Linked DNA regions of Homo sapiens: region 2 is linked to region 1. The links are chromatin loops, found by intact Hi-C in ENCODE. Cell type or tissue: A673. All regions are shown on one strand. Links, peaks and the distances in the headings refer to the core of each region. The heading gives the core; the rest is flanking DNA.

Region 1 (9,865 bases), core at 676-8,675:
AAAACTACAAGGCGTTGCTGAAAGTAATTTAAAAATACATCCATAAATGGAAAGACATTCCATGTTTATGGATTATAAAATTCAAGGATTATAAAAATTGACAAGATAATTTTAATATTTAAATGGCAATGCAAAAGACCTAAAATAAAGCAATTTTGAAGAAAAACAAAGTATACTTACTATAAAGCTACAGTATCAAGACAGTGTGGTATTCATATAAAGATAGACCTATATGGATCAGTGGAACAGAAGTCTAGAAATATGTCTTATGTTTATGGTCAACTGATTTTTTTTTTTTTTGAGACAGAGTCTCACTCTGTTGCCCAGGCTGGAAGGCAGTGGTGCATGATCTTGGCTCACCACAACCTCCGCCTCCTTGGTTCAAGTGATTGTCCTGCCTCAGCCTCCCAAGTAGCTGGAATTACAGGCATGTGCCACCATGCCCAGCTAATTTTTGTATTTTTAGTAGAGATGGGGTTTCACCATTTTGGCCAGGCTGGTCTTGAGCTCCTGACCTCAAATGATCCACCTGCCTCAGCCTCCCAAAGTGCTAGGATTACAGGCATGACCCACTGCACTCAGCCAGTCAATTGATTTTTAACAAAAGTGCCAAGACAATTCAATGAGGAAAGGATAGTCTTTTCAATAGATGGTTGTGCTAGCACCACATACAAACTTTAATTCAAAATGGATCATCAATATCAATGCAAGAATTAAAAGTATAAAACATTTGGAAGAAAATACAGGAGAAGATTTGTACGGCCTTTGGTTAGTCAAGGAGTTCTTAGGTTAAAACCAAAGCACAAGCCATTAAAAAAAAAATACCTGGTAAACGGGACTTTACAAAAATTAAGAGTGCTTCAGAAGACACCATTAAGGAAATGAAAGGGCAACCCACGGAGTGGATGAAAATATTTGCAAATCATATATCTGATAAAAGCCTTGTATCTAGCCTGAGCATGCTGGCTCACACCTGTAATCCCAGTGCTTTGGGAGGCTAAGGCAGGAGGATTGCTTGAGGCCAGGAGTTCAACACCAGCCTGGGAAACACAGCATCTCTCCAAAAAGAAAAAGAAAATACCCAGGCGTGGTGGCACATGCCTGTAGTCTTAGCTAATATGGGAGCTGAAGTGGGAGGATCACTTGAGCCCAAAAGTCCAAGGTAGCAGTGAGCTATGATTGTGCCACTGCACCTTAGCCTGCGTGACAGAGAAAGACCTTCTCTCGAAACAATAAATAAAAATAAAAGACTTAGTAACCAAAACAGCATGGTAAAGGTACCAAAACAGAGATATAGATAAATGGAACAGAACAGAGCCCTCAGAAATAATGCCGCGTATCTACAACTATCTGATCTTTGACAAACCTGAGAAAAACAAGCAATGGGGAAAGGATTCCCTATTAATAAATGGTGCTGGGAAAACTGGCTAGCCATATGGAGAAAGCTGAAACTGGATTCCTTCCTTACACCTTATACAAAAATCAATTCAAGATGGATTAAAGACTTAAACGTTAGACCTAAAACCATAAAAACCCTAGAAGAAAACCTAGGCATTACCATTCAGGACATAGGCATGGGCAAGGACTTCTTGTCTAAAACACCAAAAGCAATGGCAACAAAAGCCAAAATTGACAAATGGGATCTCATTAAACTAAAGAGCTTCTGCACAGCAAAAGAAACTACCATCAGAGTGAACAGGCAACCTACAAAATGGGAGAAAATTTTCACAACCTACTCATCTGACAAAGGGCTAATATCCAGAATCTACAATGAACTCAAACAAATTTACAAGAAAAAAGCAAACAACCCCATCAAAAAGTGGGTGAAGGACATGAACAGACACTTCTCAAAAGAAGACATTTATGCAGCCAAAAAACACATGAAAATATGCTCACCATCACTGGCCATCAGAGAAATGCAAATCAAAACCACAATGAGATACCATCTCACACCAGTTAGAATGACGATCATTAAAAAGTCAGGAAACAACAGCTGCTGGAGAGGATATGGAGAAATAGGAACACTTTTACACTGTTGGTGGGACTGTAAACTAGTTCAACCATTGTGGAAGTCAGTGTGGCGATTCCTCAGGGATCTAGAACTAGAAATACCATTTGACACAGCCATCCCATTACTGGGTATATACCCAAAGGACTATAAATCATGCTGCTATAAAGACACATGCACACGTATGTTTATTGTGGCACTATTCACGATAGCAAAGACTTGGAACCCACCCAAATGTCCAACAATGATAGACTGGATTAAGAAAATGTGGCACATATACACCATGGAATACTAGGCAGCCATCAAAAATGATGAGTTCATGTCCTTTGTAGGGACGTGGATGAAATCGGAAATCATCATTCTCAGTAAACTATTGCAAGAACAAAAAACCAAACACTGCATATTGTCACTCATAGGTGGGAATTGAACAATGAGAACACATGGACACAGGAAGGGGAACATCACACTCTGGGGACTGTTGTGGGGTGGGGGGAGGGGGGAGGGATGGCATTGGGAGATATACCTAATCCAAGATGACGAGTTAGTGGGTGCAGCGCATCAGCATGGCACATGTATACATATGTAACTAACCTGCACATTGTGCACATGTACCCTAAAACTTAAAGTATAATAATAAAAAAATAAAAATAAAAGACTTGTATCTAGAATATAAAAATAACTCATAAAGCTCAATAGTAGAAACACAACCCAATTAGAAAATGAGCAAAATAACATGTGAATGGCTAACAAGCACATTTAAAAGTGCTTGACATCATTAGTTATTAAGGAAACTAAAACTACAGGGAGTTACCAATGCATATCAACTAAAATGGTATGTGAAAAAATGGTATCCTTATCAATTACTTGTGGAAATGTAAAATGGTACATCCACTACCCAAAACAGCTTAGCAGTTTCTTAAAAAGTTACACGTAAACTTACCAAATAACCCAGCCATTCTACTCTTAAGAATCTACCTGAGAAATAAAAACATATGCACAAAGATTTGAACATAAGTATTCATAGCAGCATTACCATAATAGCCCCAAACTAGAAATAACCCAAGTGTCTAACAATCTGATAAATGAATAAATGTGGTATATCCATATAGTGGAATATTTGTCAGCAATTGAAAGGAATGCAAACACTGATACATGTTAAAATATGGATGGACCTCAAAAATATGGTAAACGAAAAAAAAGTGAGATCCACAAGGATACATACTGTATGATTCCATTTATAGGAAATGCACAAAAATGCATATTTATAAAGACAGAGAGTAGATCAATGGTTGCTGGGGCTGGGAGTGTGTGAGTGGGTATTCATTGCAAACAGATTTGTGAGGAACTCAGGGAAAAGTTCTAAAATGGAAATGTTCTAAAATCAGATTGTGCTTGGGGTTTGCACATCTTTATAAATTTACTTAAAATTATTGAATTATAATTTACGGTAAATAAATTATTGCCCAATAAAGCTGTACATTTTTTGTTTAAATTTTTAAGGGAAAAAAAAGCCAAGAAAAAAATTTAGATGAGGTTGTTATTTACACAGGCTACTGTGCTTACTTTTATTGTAGCACTTAATTATGCTCTTCAAATCAGTTATTTCTCTGACTTTCCCATTGGAAATGTAAACAGGATCACAACTGATGGATTTGATAATTGTCCTTTACTGCATTAGGTATTTAGATGGGGGCTACCTTTCTTGGCCAACTGACATCTCAAGCACCCACCGCTGAAGCTGAAAGCAGAAATCAGGAAGAGCCAGGAGATTAAAGAGAATAAAAGGCATACAATATGCATATGAATCCATGAAGACATGTTTCATGGAACTGTTCAATGCATCCAAAGAGCCCAGTGTGAGAATCCCACTGGAATGACAGTTGATGTGCCTGCCAGTCACCCTGGGGCAGGGAAGTGATACCAGCCTAGAGGAGAAGAGGAGGGACAGGCAGGTGAAAGTGAGTAGTGAGAACAAAATGTGAGCAAACAACCTTCATTACTGGCAATCTGTGTGATTCCAGAACTGGTATCCAACCGATGAGCTGCTGGAGACATGTGTTTGTATTCTCAAACCCCAAACATTTGTTTCATGGTCCTAAAACAACGAATCCTACAGCTCACTATCACATTTCATAGCTCTGGGGAAAACCAGAAAAGGACAGATTGGGCAGGGGTTCAAAGAGGAAATGTCTTCTGCCAAACCGAGTGGCCCCACTTCCTCTCTGCGTAAGAGTGGGGTCTGAGATAGACCCTGCTTCCAGCAGTCTCCCAGACAAGACAAAGGGTCTCACTTGTGAATCAAAGTTCACTGCAACAGCACAACAGGCTGGGACAGGTTCCCATCTCATCCAGACTTTCCCCATAAAAGGCAGAGGACAGAGTAAAAATGCCAGTCCCAATATCCTGTAAATGCCTGTGGATTTTGATGTGGACTGGACAGAGGAATGGAGAGAGAAAGGGGAGGTGACCCTCACAGGAAGCTAACGTTTCTCAAGGGCCCACATGACAAGCACTATTAGGTACTTTTATTTAATACTTCCAGCAACACTGTGACATGGGCATTGTTATAACCTACATTGTTATACCTACAAGAAACTGGGGTTCAAAAATCTTTTTTGCCTGTAAAATAGCTAATATTATACATTATACCTATATACAGGTAAGAATCTAAGGCTTAAAATCTTAAGTGACCAGTGTTACACATTTGGTAAGTAGCAGATATGGGATTTAAATTCAGGTCCATATGAACCCTGAACCCCTGTTCCTTTTTATTACATATGCCACACTGTCCAATCATGTTTAGATAGTTTAAAAACATGTTCAGCCTTTTAGCTTAGGCTTTCTGATTTCTTGTTTCTGGATGATAATAAGCCAGCCAAAAGTCCTCCCGGGAATTCTTTTCTCCCCAAGGGCTGGAAGGATAAAAACACACCACTGTGCCCTTGAAGCTTCACTAACAATCACAACTATAAAGGCTGGAGTCAATGCTGAGAGGATATTATTAACAAATGGCTTTAGAAAACCTTCAGAGGGTTTGCAGCCACCCACATCATTTGTAAGATCTTAGGGAAGAAACCTGATCCAGTAAATGACTGGGAATAAAACAAACCCTAGTATCAGAAATATAAAGGGAGGAGGATCATTGCCTTTAGACAATTTGCTTTATTGTGAACAATAAAAATGTTCCAGTTGATTCAACAAAAAATAATAAAAAACAAGGCTATTTTTAAAAAGGCATTTATAGCACTGCGGTTTCATTTCCTTTGCCTTTAGATCTTCAGGCTCTCATTCTGAGCAGCAGATGCTGTCATATAAGGAAGACCACCTGCTTTCCAGGGCATCTCTGCAACAAATAGCTTTGAGGGAGAGAGAAGAAAGATCACAGGATGAAAAGGAAAGAATTAGAAAGGGGGGAAACGGGAAATTAAGAAGTTGGCTTAATGCACATCTTCTGAATTATTCAACTGCTAAAAAGCCGACAGATTTCTTTTGACACTTGACTGTCTCACTCTGTGTCTATATCCATATTCCACTTTTTAAGGACCTACTTTAAGAGAATTCTGTCCATCTGCACAGCCCAGCTTTATGACATATTTATCTTTCTTTGCACAATGGAAGCATAAAAAATTTATGGAACATGGGTATTAATTAAATGGTATTTTAGTTCAGGGAAGTTGCCCAGCTTAAAAAGGGCTACTAGGAGTGAATCCTTTGTAAAGAAATATAGTTTTGGAAATAAAAATAGCCCACACTCACTCACTACCTCCCCTCAGCAAAATGACTTAAGCACTGTTTCTGAGTCCCCAGATTTCTAAAAGCTTGTTAAACTCTTATTAAAAGCAACAGGTAATGACTTGTTTCTGTTGAATTGACCTCAAAGGCTAATTGTTTGGAGTGATCTAGGTCCCCACATGCAAGGAAAAGAAGACATTAAGGAAATCATTCACATAATTCCAACCCATTTAACACACTCACCTGAAACATATCAATAATAAAAGTGATAACAGGAAAATGTTTACAGTTTTGAAGTCTCAGGAAACAATTTGTTCTAGATGGTATTTTTTATATATCAAAGGTTTCTTTTTATTAAACAGATGTTATTTTAGATTTTAACAGGTTTTAAAATCTTTGTCAAATATATTATTCATTTCTTTGCCTTCTTAAACAGTGTTTACTTAGTTATAATGCATTCCATTAAACTTCCAAAAAAGGGTTTCAGAGAACTATTACATGATATTTTAAACATAATTTGAACTCTTCATGATGTCCCAGGATGCTTGCATCAAACACTAGTGACAGGATGGGGCTAAAATAAAGTAAGGCCCTTAGGACGATAAGAAGACTTGGTCTTCATATTCTGTGGTGACCATATCCTCCTGTGTTATTTTAATTCTATGTCTGATTTTTAAATTTTTTTCAACTTTTATTTTAGATACAGGGTGTACATGTGCAGGTTTCTTACATGGGTATGCTCCCAGGTAAGGAGCACAGTACCCAATAGGTAGGTTTTCTACTCACACTCTCTCTCCTTCTCCCATCTAGTAGTCCACAGTATCTATTGTTCCCATGTTTGTGTCCAGGTGTACTCAATGTTTAGCTCCCACTTGTAAGTGAGAACATGCAGTATTTTGTTTTCTGTTCCTGCATTAATTCGGTCAGGTTTATGGCCTCCAGCTTTATCCATGTTGCTGCAAAGGACATCATTACATTCCTTTTTATGGCTGCGTAGAACTCCACAGTGTATATGTACCACATTTTCTTTATCCAATCCACCACTGATGGGCACCTAGGTTGATTCCATGTCTTTGCTATTGTGAATAGTGTGGCAATGAATATATCAGCATATGTGTCTGTTTGGTGTAACTATCTATTTTCCTTTGGGTATATACCCAGTAATGGGATTTCTGGGTCAAATGGTGGCTCTAAATTCTTTGAGAAATTTTCAAACTGCTTTCCACAGTGGCTGAACTAATTTACATTCCCACCAACAGTGCATAAGCATTCCTTTTTCTCTGCAACCTCACCAACATCTGTTATTTTTTGACTCTTTTTTTTTTTTTTTTTTTTTTTGGAGACGGAGTCTCGCTCTGTCACCCAGGCTGGAGTGCAGTGGTGCAATCTTGGCTCACTGCAGCCTCCGCCTCCTGGGTTCAAGCAATTATCTGCCTCCATCTCCTGAGTAGCTGGGATTACAGGCGCCCAACACCACGCCTGGATAATTTTCTGTATTTTTAGTAGAGACGGGGTTTCACCATCTTGGCCAGGCTGGTTGTGAACTCCTGACCTCGTAATCCACCTGCCTTGGCCTCCCAAAGTGCCGGAATTACAGGTGTGAGCCACCGCACCTAGCCTTCTTGACTTTTTAATAATAGCCATTCTGACTACAATTTTCACCCAATTATTGTACCTCTTTGAACCTCTTGGCTCTAAATCTGCCTTGTTGGGTTCACAGATCCTAACATATTATGATTGTTACCCAATCCTAATCAAGCCTCCACACTGAAAACCCCGCCTTAAACAAAACTCTAAAACTCTTGCCTCCTGAACAACTGGTAACATTCAAGCTAAGTCTCTCAATAAATGTTTTGGGGATGCTTATATTGCCATAAATTGGAAATAAAGTGATTCAGTGGTATTCCCTGGGAGTTGCTCTTGCTTGGGGGTGCTGGATGATGTCTCCGTGGAAGTGTCATGACCCTAAAATATAGGGGATTTGTTTCAACTGTCTGCCCAAATTAGGGCTGAAAGGAGGTAGCAATGGCCATGCTCTTTCTCATACTAATATGGACAAGTTTTGAAAATGAACTGATCCTGCTGTCAGCCTGTTCATCTTCTCATGGCCCTACTCATTTTTCTGGTTTCAATTTTTCATGTTTATTCTGATGACTCCTAGTTCTTTATTTCCAGTTCACAGCTTTCACTGATGCATCAAACCTACAAATATAACAGCTGATTAGACATCTCCATTGGATATCCCAAGAGTGCAAGAAACTCAAAATGTTCCAAACTATACTCATCCTCTTTTCACCTCCCAAAACTACTCTTGTTTTTCCTACTCCAGCAATGATCCCAACATACGTTTACTTTGATAAGCCTGTTATCCTTGACTTTTTCTTCTCCCTTATCCAAGCAACCACCAAAATGTTTGATTGAAAACATTACATTAAAATTATGTAAATTCAACTCTACACACTTTGCTGAACTTAGTAAGGGATGCTTTCATATGCACAGAATTACATCGTTTTATTAGCTTTTAAGACATTTTTATCAAATGTAAATTTTCGCCTCCTATATTGATTTAAATTTTCCATAAAGTACTGCTTTAGTATCAATTGGTCTTTCAGTAATCTTCCCGTGACAGCACTTATAAGATAATACCATATATAATTGGCTATTTAAAAAATATTTTTATTATAAACTATAAACATGCAAACAGAAAGTGTATAAACTTATATGTACAGTTTAACAAATTGTCCTAAAGCAAATACTTGTATAATTACAATGCAGGTCAACAAACAGAACATTGCTGGCACCCCAAAACCATCCAGGCATCCTTTAAAGATCACAATTCTCTTTCCCTCCGAAGGTAGCCACTATCCTGATATCTATGGTAATAATTAGTTTCTTTTATTTTCGTCACCTATGTATACATCTGTAAGTAATACAGTTCAGTTGCCTTATGATCTTCTTTTTACATTTTATAGAAACGGCACTATGCTGTTCGCATTATTTTGCTCCTGCTTTTTACTCAACATTATATTTGTAAGATTCATCCATATTATTTTATGTAACCAAAGTTTTCTTATAAATGATTATTTACTTATCTGTCTCCTCAGTGGACTCTCAGTATCATTCATGTCCCTTCTATTCACCACTGTATTTCCACCACTTCCTAGTATGTGTTCAGAAAATATTTGTTTTAAAAACCAAAACCATCTGTATCTACACAACTTACTGTCTACATTAACATGACCTTATTATGCCACCGTCTTCATCAGTATGACTTTATTATTCCAGGAAAATCTTTGACTTATTTTTATTATTTATTATTTATTTCAGAAACTTCCTTTAAAAGCCCTTTAAATGAACATTAAATTGTCCAACTCTTTAATCAATGGCATCAAACAATTGAAACAACTTCTTAGTCTCCGAGATTCTTTGAACCTCTTGGCTCTAAATCTGCCTTGCTGGGTGTACAATTCCTAACTTACTATGATTGTTACCCAATCCTAATCAAGCCTCCACACTGAAAAACCTGCCTTAAACAGGACTCTAAAACTCAATAAATGTCTCGATTTTGCTCTCTGTCTTCTGAGATGCACTAAGATTCTGTCAAGGTAGTGGCTGGCAATTGTACAAGTATTTGCTTTATCACCATTTATTACTCTTATCATTGTAAAAATAAGCTCAGCTTTGTCTCATAAACAGGTTGTTTTGATTATATTTTCAGGGAGCCATCATTGTTCATACGATTGAGTTTGTAAATGAACCAAAGAAACCGCAGGCAGCATATTCAGGTTAGAAAGGCGGTGTGCTTTGGCACAGCACAGCATTCCTGCTAACTGCTAAAGCATCTAGGACTTTGCACAGAATAACAGCAGAGGCAAAGTCTTTCATGAAAATCAGTTTATAAAGGCCTGCTACTTAAAGATTGTACTTTATGCAAGATCATTAGGATAACCTAAGAATAGACCCTCAGAACAAGGTAGGATTAATGCTCAAAAACCCTCTAAGGATTTACAAATAGACCTTCAGAACAAGATTGATTAGCCCAAACCTTATGCTTTCTAAGAAAAGGTAGAGAGAATACTCCCAGGGTGTCTGTACAAATATTTGTCATGGCCAGTGATATGGTTT
Region 2 (9,865 bases), core at 1,121-9,120, 120 kb before region 1:
CCGAGAATGCATTTATAAGTGACTGCATCCATGCTAAACACGTTGTGAACATTAACTTATGATTCTCCCAATAAGTCTCAAAGATTCAAGTACTAAAGATTCAAGTACTATTATCATTGCCATTTTACAGATGAGGAAACTGAAGTTTAGAGAGGGTGAATAACTTGTCCAAGGTCACATGGAGAATCAGTGTCTGATTCAGGACTTATGTCCAGGTGATATCGAGGTCACATTTCCTCTAGGATGAATTTGAAAGGAAACTTCATTTCAAGTCACAATCCAGGTGGTGGGTACATTTATACTAACTGCAGAAGAATATGGGAATTTCTTAGGGAAAGAAAAAGACAGCTTAACATGGTGAAACAGCGCATCGCATTCTTAATTTAACCTAGCGAACACAATTGCCATCTCAGATGAGTATTTAGCAGCAAGAAGATATTTATAATCAGATCTTCAAAAGTATCCTAAGGCCACCATTTATGTCTACGTGGCACTGTGCCCAGGAAGATGTCATGTGCCTCACAAAGTCCCTACTTACTCTAGAAGAATTTAGTGTAAGAGAAAGTAAAGCACATTTTGCTGCCATAATGAAGGCAGGGAAGTCGTGGATGTTTATTGTGTAGCCTACAGGCGCCGATGAGCCAACAAAGACTTGAAGTTGTAAACAAAATTCACTATCTCCTCCACTGGTTAGATCCAAAGAATGACCCCGAATGAACATTCTAGAGAAACCTAGAAATCTCTATCAGGGAGTGAAGTGATTAGAGCAAGAAATAGATCCTTTCAGAAGCTGAAGAAATTATTGTTGATCTGCATGAGGGTCTTAGAATATTAAAAAATAAGTGCTTAAATGCAATATTAACAATTTTGGTATATTTTAAATGATGACATTTACCTGATAATGCTTTTAATGCATACCTCTAAGTGCAGTGCCCTACAAATGTGCTACTCAGAGAATAATTACAGGACATATAAAAATATTAATTTATAATATTCCATTGGGGGAATACTCCATTAATGGGACACTCATTTAAAGTTGTATGATGAATGACTTTTTTCACTGTATTAAAAAGAACAATTAAACCTGGGCTTTCATGTACTCACCCCTAATTACTTTCTACCCTGGAATAATTTTATTCCACTATTCTACTATTCTAGCGATCTTTCATAACCTGCTCCCTGGAGGGAAGTTGGAAGAGGAAGAACTATTTATTTTCATTATATTTCTTAGGTCCCTTTTCATTAGTTCTCTTTTTACTATAATTCAAGGCTTTTTAAAATTGTTTTACAGTATATATACTGCTTTTGAGCCCTGCAACTGCCCAAAATGCACTATTAGTTGCTAGCAAGAATCATACTAAAAGAAAACTCAAGAGTGCATTTGTGTCTCTTCTCTAAAATAATTAGGAGAGCACTTTGCAGCTAATGTTCTGCTAATCTATCTGTATTTCTGACCCAAGACACAGAATGGTATTATTTTCAACATTCTAAGTTTCATCAGTGTCTCAAATAAGAAAGATGCTACCTTTTATTTTTAAAAAGTTAAAGCTATTTAGCCTTTTCTCTTCACTAATACTTGAAAGCTACTCCAACTTATCTCTTCATTCATTCATCAAAAATGTGGTTAATATTCTACTCAATGTAAGACACTGAGTTAGAAGTTGGGAATAGAAAAATGATTTTTAAAATATCCCTGCTCTCAAGGAGCATAATTTGAACACCACATTTTTCTACCAATTTAAACATTAGATGATTCAAAGGAGGAATATAAGCAAATTAATGCAAGAACAGAAAACCAAATACTGTATGTTCTCACTTATAAGTGGAAGCTAAACATTGGGTAATCATGGACATAAAGATGGCAACAACAGATGCTGAGGACTACTAGGCAGGGGAGGGAGGGGAGGAATGGTTGAAAAACTAACGTTTGGGTACAATGCTCAGCACCTAGGTCCAACTCAACTTTAAAAAGCAAAGGTAAGTGAAAGACCTTCTTTAAGTAATCAAAGCAGCTCAAATTTTTCCAGCAAAAAGTCTTAGTAGAAACAGTCTCAAAAACGGCAAAATCAAAGTTTAAAAGCCACTTACAATGTCAGCAAATGATTCAGAAGAATTCTGAGAGGTAGTATCAATTTATAGCCCAAACCTCAACATCATGCAATATACCCAGGTAACAAACCTGCACATATACCCCCTGAATCTAGAATAAAAGTAGTAGTAAAAAAAAAAAAAAAAAAGGAAGGATGCAGGATGTGAAAAGAAATGAATTTGACTTATCAAAACAAGTACAACTAAGAAATAATGGTTTAATATAGGTTTGAAAGAAATTTTAGTTAATAATAGGATCCTCTTCTCATTGTCAGGAAGGTATTTCAAGACGTAAACGCCATTTTCCACCAGTCTTACCCCTTTGCAACATCCCATATGGGACGGTGCCTTTCTGAAGCTTCAGTATCCCTTTGTTTCTATTAAACCATGAGGCATGATGTTCATTCCAGTATAATGCGCATGCAGGTGCCAAGAGGCTGGAGGTGAATTGGAACTTAAGAAGCCTTTTGTCACTTAGATTTGTCTTCGTTAATCTGTTCATGATGTGTGTTTGTGTGAGACTGTATTTATTTGATAGTTACAGGAAAAAAAGGACCATTCTAAATTGCTGGACTTAAAAGAGTCAGATTTCTATTTGAAGAAAAAGGTGCCTAACTTCTGTTTGATTCACCCTGTATGTATCTTATCAGTAATCTCTCTCTAATTTGGATGAACTGGTCTTCACACATCTCTTTTGTGCATACAGAGTGGTCTTGATCAGTCACATCATACACATCTCATCTGCTTTTCTTTGAATTAAAGAATCCGGACAGCAAAATCAGAACACTAGCATGGTCACCACAGCATTGAGGTGTCCTATACGAGCATAAAAGACATTAAAATCCAGACTCGGCTGGGACAATTTTATTTGTGATTTTCCTGAATCAGGGACAAGATGCCTTTGTTTTATAAAGAAAATATGAGCAGGACCAGGCTCTTCTAGCACAAAAGCAGGTGGAGGAATATACACTCCCTCCTTAGCAGGGAAGGGGAGGGGAAAAGGAAGGAGGGAGGGAGGGGAGAGAGAGAACATAAAAGATTGAGCAGGGAAGGGCACAGCACGCCTGTGGAAATGGACTCCTTTCGTGTAAAAACAATTACCCAGTTCCTGCAGCTGTTCACTAGACTTAATGCCCCAATGCATTTTGCATTTATCTTTCCTTTCCCCTTTTCCATGTTCATTAATTTCCACAGTTGAAACCAGAAGTGAAAAGGGGTAATTCTCCCTTTGCTATTCAGGGTAGACCACAGCAATTACCTTTGCTTGTGGCATGCTTAGTAAATGCCAGACACTAAGTACCTTACTATATCATCACATGGAATCCTCACGATACTCCTTTGAATTAGGAGTGACCACCCCTAATTTACAGATGAAGAATTGGAGACTCAAGGATCTCACAGCAAGAGGCAGAGCCAAGATCTCCCCAAAGCCCACACTTTGAGTTCCCAATTCTCAACTAGCTGCTGATAATTAAAATGGAGGTTTCTTCCCATTACAGTGTGAATAAACTGGTTTTATCCATATATCCCTCAGGGACTTGGGCACCAAGGAAACTCCATCTTTTCCAAAGGAGGCTGCCAAGTTCCTATTCCACATCAGCTGTAGCTTTAGAAGTAGACTGGCAGTTTAGGGATTGTCTGTGGTCTGGGAATCATCTCAAATACAGTAGAGAAGATTGTCACCCAAGGTCCCAATCAGTTTCAAAAGTAAAACTGCTAGGACTTTAGAAATGTTCAAGTTTATTGTGGTCAATGGCAAAAACTGGTAAAATTTCTTTGCTCGCTACTCCCTGCCCCTTTTTAACCCTCATTGAATGGTTCATAATTGGCCATGAGCAAAGGCGGCCATCCCTATCACTAAGTCCATCCCCCAGCTCACCCCCAAGGACTGCTGGTAAGTAAAACTGCTCAATAATTAAGTGGAGCCCTAATTAATGAGTCTGATTCCTGCCTGACACGGGCACATTTTTAACCTGGTAAACTCATTAAACCTCTGGTCTTCATTTAGCCATGGGTGACCAGAGTATCATAATTTCAACTAAGTGTGCTCAGTGACTTAATGGGCCTTGAGTTTCCCACATTCCCATAGTGTCCCATCTGAGGAGCTCAATCAGTATCATTAGAAGTTTATTTAGTGCAAGGAGAGATCTCTGATCTGTCCTGAATTCAACTGAAGGCTTTAAAGACGAATGAAAGCAAACCGCTGGCTCCACAATTTCAAACGACCCATTTTGCCTTAACCGTAAATCAGCTAAGGAGTCTGAAATGCAGACAGTTTCCAGACAGACCAGGTCATCTCCTGAGTTAATGAGACAACCTGTGCTTAAGCACAGTGCCTGCCTATACCAGCAGATGCCAGCACTTCCTCTTCTCAGATAAGAAAGGGCCCAGGGATTTGGTCCCCACTCCACACATTCTGAGATTTTTAAAATAAAGGCAGATTAAAAGAAAGAAAACAACACACACACAAAACACAAAGATTGTTCTCTATCTGCTTTCATTCTCAGTTTCTGCCCAGTTAATCACATCAAAGAGAATTCTCAGAAAGAGCTGTTTTCTCATTGTTGTTACTGCTATGTTTGTGTGAATGTGTGGATGTCTAATAAATAGCTTTCTTCTAATGTAAAAAAAATTCAAAACTCAAACAAGCCAGGGCTAGTTTGGTTTCTAGGTTGTCATAAAACCCCTGTCAATAGCAAGCTCCCAGTAAGTGTTTTATAACAGTGACAGCTTTGCAAATACTGTAACATAAGTAACTTGGACTGGGTCAATACATGGCAGGGAAATCAGACTGTGAGATGGTCGAGCTGTTCATTTTGGCTGTCTTTACAATCAATCAGCCAGACCAACTGAGCCTGCAGTGATACTCACTGATTATTGAGAAAGCTAAAACAAATGGATTGGCTGTGCTGTCTGCCAAGGCCCATTCAATAGCTACAACCTCTGTCTGGATACAGACAGGTGCCATCTTTTGAAAGCCAAAATTATTAGAAACAACTCTCAGGTTTATCCAAAAGTAGGCTGCACTGTGGCTGCCGGAAGGAAGGAAGGAAGGAAAGAAGGAAGGAAGGAAGGAAGAAGAAAGAAGGGAAGGAAGGAAGGAGGAAGGAAGGAAGGAAAGAAAGAAGGAAGGAAGGGAAAGAAAGAAAGGCAGGAAGGCAGGAAGGAAGGAAAGAAAACAAGAAAAGAAATTAGTTCGGCCGGGTGTGGTGGCTCACACCTGTAACCCCAGCACTTTGGGAGGCCGAGGTGGGCACATCATGAGGTCAAGAGATTGAGACCATCCTGGCTAACACGGTGAAACCCTGTCTGTACTAAAAATAAAAAAGAATTAGCCGGGCATGGTGGCGGGCACCTGTAGTCTCAGCTACTCGGGAGGCTGAGGCAGGAGAATGGCGTGAACCTGGGAGGCAGAGCTTGCAGTGAGCTGAGATCATGCCACTGCACTCCAGCTTGAGGGTCACAGCGAGACTCTGTCTCAAAAAAAAAAAAAAAAAAAAAGAAAGAAAGAAAGAAAGAAAGAAAGAAAGAAAGAAAGAAATTAGTTCAATGTATTTCAATACACTTTGTTGGATAGATTTTACAGAGCAACCCATTGTAGAAAGCCAAAGTTTATAGGCTTTGGTGCCAGGCCACAGCAATAATAATTTCTGTCTCACCCTAATTGCCTCTTTGTTTCTTCTTTGGTTATCTTTTGCTTTTGTGCTTAATTCAAAAGCCTGTAACAGAGCAATCATCTCAAACATATTTCCCAGCTGTCAAGATAAAATTCTTAAAAAGAAATCCAAGTTCCAGAAGTGGAATGCGGGACTCTTAAGCCCTTTCTTATAACCTGCACAAGTGACTGGATGTATTAAACTACCACAGTTCCTTGCAATATTCTTTACTTCCAGCCAACTCATCTGTGACTGCTGGAAGGATAAGTGTATTGTGTGAGTTGCCTAATCCAAATGTCTCTGAGTTGCTAGGTTTAGGCCAAGATGTTCCAATAAAAATGAAGGCAGGCTCCCAGTCTTTGCCTAAAGCTGATTCAAATCACATCTACTTAGAATGAATTATCTTCACAATATTTTCTTTGGGGACTTCTCTGGTTGTAATAAAGATAACAAACAAAAGCTGCTTATCAACATTTCCAGTTAGAGAAAAACGAAAATTTTAAGTAAAATAAATATATGTGAGAACAGTATTTCCAACTTCATTGAATTTCTTTAAGGATCTGGTAGAGATTGAAGAATAGATTGACTGTTAAGAAAACAGAGCTAACGGGCCGGGCGCGGTGGCTCACGCCTGTAATCCCAGCACTTTGGGAGGCCGAGGCGGGCGGATCACGAGGTCAGGAGATCGAGACCACGGTGAAACCCCGTCTCTACTAAAAATACAAAAAATTAGCCGGGCGCAGTGGCGGGCGCCTGTAGTCCCAGCTACTCGGGAGGCTGAGGCAGGAGAATGGCGTGAACCCGGAAGGCGGAGCTTGCAGTGAGCGGAGATCGCGCCACAGCACTCCCGCCTGGGCAACAGAACGAGACTCCGTCTCAAAAAAAAAAAAAAAAAAAAAATGAAAACAGAGCTAACAAAAGGTGGGGTCTCAGAGATTTAAAATGTTTATTGTTTATTCATCCTAAACTACTAACTCTCTTTGGGGTATGCAAAAATTGGCTCCCCACCTTCCATTTATTTATTTATTTAATTAATTTTATTTTTGAGACGGAGTCTTACTCTGTTGCCTAGGCTGGAGTGCAGTGGTGCCATCTCAGCTCACTGCAACCTCTGCCCCCTGAGTTCAAGTGATTCTCCTGCCTCAGCCTCCTGAGAAGCTGGGATTACATGCACCTGCCACCATGCCTGGCTAATTTTTATATTTTTAGTAGAGACGCGGTTTCACCATGTTGGCCAGGATGGTCTTGAACTCCCGATCTCAGGTGATCTGCACGCCTCGGCCTCCCAAAGTGCTGGGATTACAGGCATGAGCCACTGCGCCTGGCCCCCACCTTCCATTTAATCCAATCTTTGGAGGAATCAAATTAAGGGGATGACAGTGGTGCAACGATTTTTCCTAGATATGAAGGAACTCATGTGCAGGCCAGCAAAAGAAGATAGAGGGAAATGTATGTGATCATACTAACAAGAAATACATAACAAAATGTGATGAAATAGTCAAAGGCTTTCAAGTCTACTGTGTTGGAGACTGGTAGTTGCCTCACCAATCTATATTCTTCCATTTGAAAAAAAATCACTTAAGCAATAGAATCTCCTGAGTTTTATCTGAGTGGCTGTCCAGTGGAGACTGCATTTCCCAGCCTTCCTTGCAGCTAGGTGTGATCTCATGACTAAGTTTGGCTAATGAGTAGTGTACAGAAGGGTCATGTCCTCAAAAGGAAGCTGCTTGCTCTTCACTTTCTCTTTTCCCCTTCCCAAGGACTGGAACATAGACATGGTGGTGGTTCATTACTGACCATGTGGATTAGAACAACACCTAGTGGATAGTGAAAAGAAAGAAGACACTTGGATCATGGATCACCTTGTGGAATGACACTATCCCACAACCCTGGACTGCCTACCAGTCTGCATGTTTATGAAAGAGGTGGTTTCACGGAGTGCCTTGCTAATCGAGTGTGGTGTTTAGACCAGCAGCGGCACCCGGGAACTTATTAGAAATGCAGAATCCCAGACCCATCCACTGAATTGTATAATTCGCATTTAAAAAACATCTCCTGACAATTCATATGCACATTGGAAGTTGACGAGCATGGGTATAGTGGTTAAAAGGATAGATTCTGGTGCCAGAGCCTGGGTTCAAATCCAAATCTGTGACTTAATTAGTTGTGTCTCTTTGGGCAAATTATTAAAATTCTATGTGGCTCAGCTTTCTTATCTGTAAATTAAGGATATTAATAATATCTTCCTTATAGGGTTGTTGTAAGAATTATATCAGGTAATATAAGTAAATATATAAAGCTATCAGTTGGTATAAAGCTATAGAAGAGTTTGCTATTATTTTTATTACAAAAAAACTTCTATCTTGTTTAAGCTATTTGGTCTCTGATAAAGCTGTCAGACTTACAGATTTATTATAAAATCTGTCCAGGGCCAGCAAGGTTTTTGCATAATAGAGAGACTTTGTAACCACAGGAAATCTGCAAACTAACATTTTAATAAATCCATCCACTGTTAAAATAATAGGTCTGGGTGAAGATTTGGAGAAGGGTAGAAATTGTGTCAAGTCTTATAACAACCACGTATCTTGGCACTTTCAGGATAACCTTTGCAGTAACATGTATTCATATTCGATGAACATTTATTAAGCATATACTTATGTGTCAGGCATTTTCCTAGGTACTTGGGATGTATCAGTAAAGAAAACTGACAAAAATCACCCCCCTCATGAAGTTCATATTCTACTGCAAGTGTGGGAAGTGGTCTGGAGATGGGGAGTATCCATCAAGTTTAGATTTCATTATCAGGTTGTGGCTCAGACTATGTTTCCTAATTACTAGCTTGGAAAATGTAAACATCATAACAAAAGGAAGTGAAAAATAGATTGAAACATCCCGGAGCCTATGAGATTGTGGTTACTATAAAATCTGTCCAGGGCCAGAAAGGTTTTTGCAAAATGGAGAGACTTTGTGACCACAGGAAATCTGTATTCCAAAGCAAGTCAGAAGCACATCTGACATCAAAGGTTCTACCAACTGTAGAGCTGGGATGTTCTCCAGTTAAGTTCTCTGGATGATCTTACACATTGCTGAAGAGCAGGTAAGGGGCTCCTCCATCAGGCCTTTGATGAGTTCCCGCCAGGAAGTATCACTTCATCATTAAGAGGTTTGGCCATAATGGGAACTTACTTCATAGAACTTTTGGGGAAGTGTCCAAATCTTCCACCAATTTCTTTAAGATTGTATTGTTGTTTTTCTTAAGTTGTGTGTGTGTGTGTGTGTGTGTGTGTGTGTGTGTGTTTTAACATATTCTGGATATTTTTTTCAAACCTGTGACTTAGCTTCTCATTTTCTTAACAGTGTCTTTAGAAGAGGAAAAGTTTTTTATTTTTACAAAGTCCAACTTACCAATTGTTTCTTTTATGGCTTAGTGTTCGTACGTATATATGTTCTAAGAAATATTTGCTTAACCTAATGTCACAAAGGATATTTTCCCCCTTTTTTCTCTAGAATATTTACAGTTTTAGTTCTTATATTTAGGTCTATGGCACATTTTGAATTAATTTTTGTGTAATGTTTGAGGTAAGGTCAAGATTTATTTTTTTTTTCTATATAGATATCCGGTGTCTGGTGCAGTTTGTTAAAAGACACTATCGTTTTTCCATTGAATTGCCTTGTTAATTGGCCATAAAAAGATTTATGTCTGAAGTCTATTCTGTTCCACTGATTTTTATATTTATACTTAAAACAATATCACAGAATCTGGATTATTGTGGCTTTGTAAATCAAGAAATTAGGTAGTATAAATCCTCCAAACTTAGTCTTTCACAAAATTGTCATGATTATTCTCGTTCCTTTACCATTTGATATAAATTTTAGAATTTTCTCATCAATTTCATCTCTTACAACCTCACAAGGATTTTAATTGGGGTTACAATGAATCTATGGATCAATTTAAGGAGAACTGACATTTTTACAATGTTGAGTTTTCTAATCCATGAGCATGATTTATCTCCATTTATGTAGGTATTTAATTTCCTTTGGCAATGTTTTGTAGTTAAGTGTGCAAGTCTTGCAGAATTTTGTTAAATTTATTCCCAAGTATTTTATTTTTGATGCTATTA

Evidence for each region. A loop is a pair of places that touch in the nucleus more often than their neighbours do. Peaks named below come from ENCODE experiments on the same cell type or tissue, not always from the same donor. Only the 100,000 strongest peaks of a DNase experiment are listed, where the experiment ranks them.
Region 2: it touches region 1 in a loop (4-fold over the local background); 2 of 110 quality-filtered maps call a loop at or near these places.

Annotation. Positions count from the first base shown.
Region 1 is chr9:20,061,003-20,070,867 of GRCh38, forward strand. It overlaps a transcript of SLC24A2 not described here. Among named protein-coding and RNA genes, the nearest start is that of SLC24A2, 280 kb to the left of the region's middle. In A673, for the core only: no CTCF peak of the experiment used is centred there; DNase peaks (open chromatin) are centred at 5,029 and 5,349; H3K27ac peaks cover 2,676 bases.
Region 2 is chr9:19,942,223-19,952,087 of GRCh38, forward strand. It overlaps a transcript of SLC24A2 not described here. Among named protein-coding and RNA genes, the nearest start is that of SLC24A2, 160 kb to the left of the region's middle. In A673, for the core only: a CTCF peak has its summit at 4,439 (motif pointing right); a DNase peak (open chromatin) is centred at 4,449.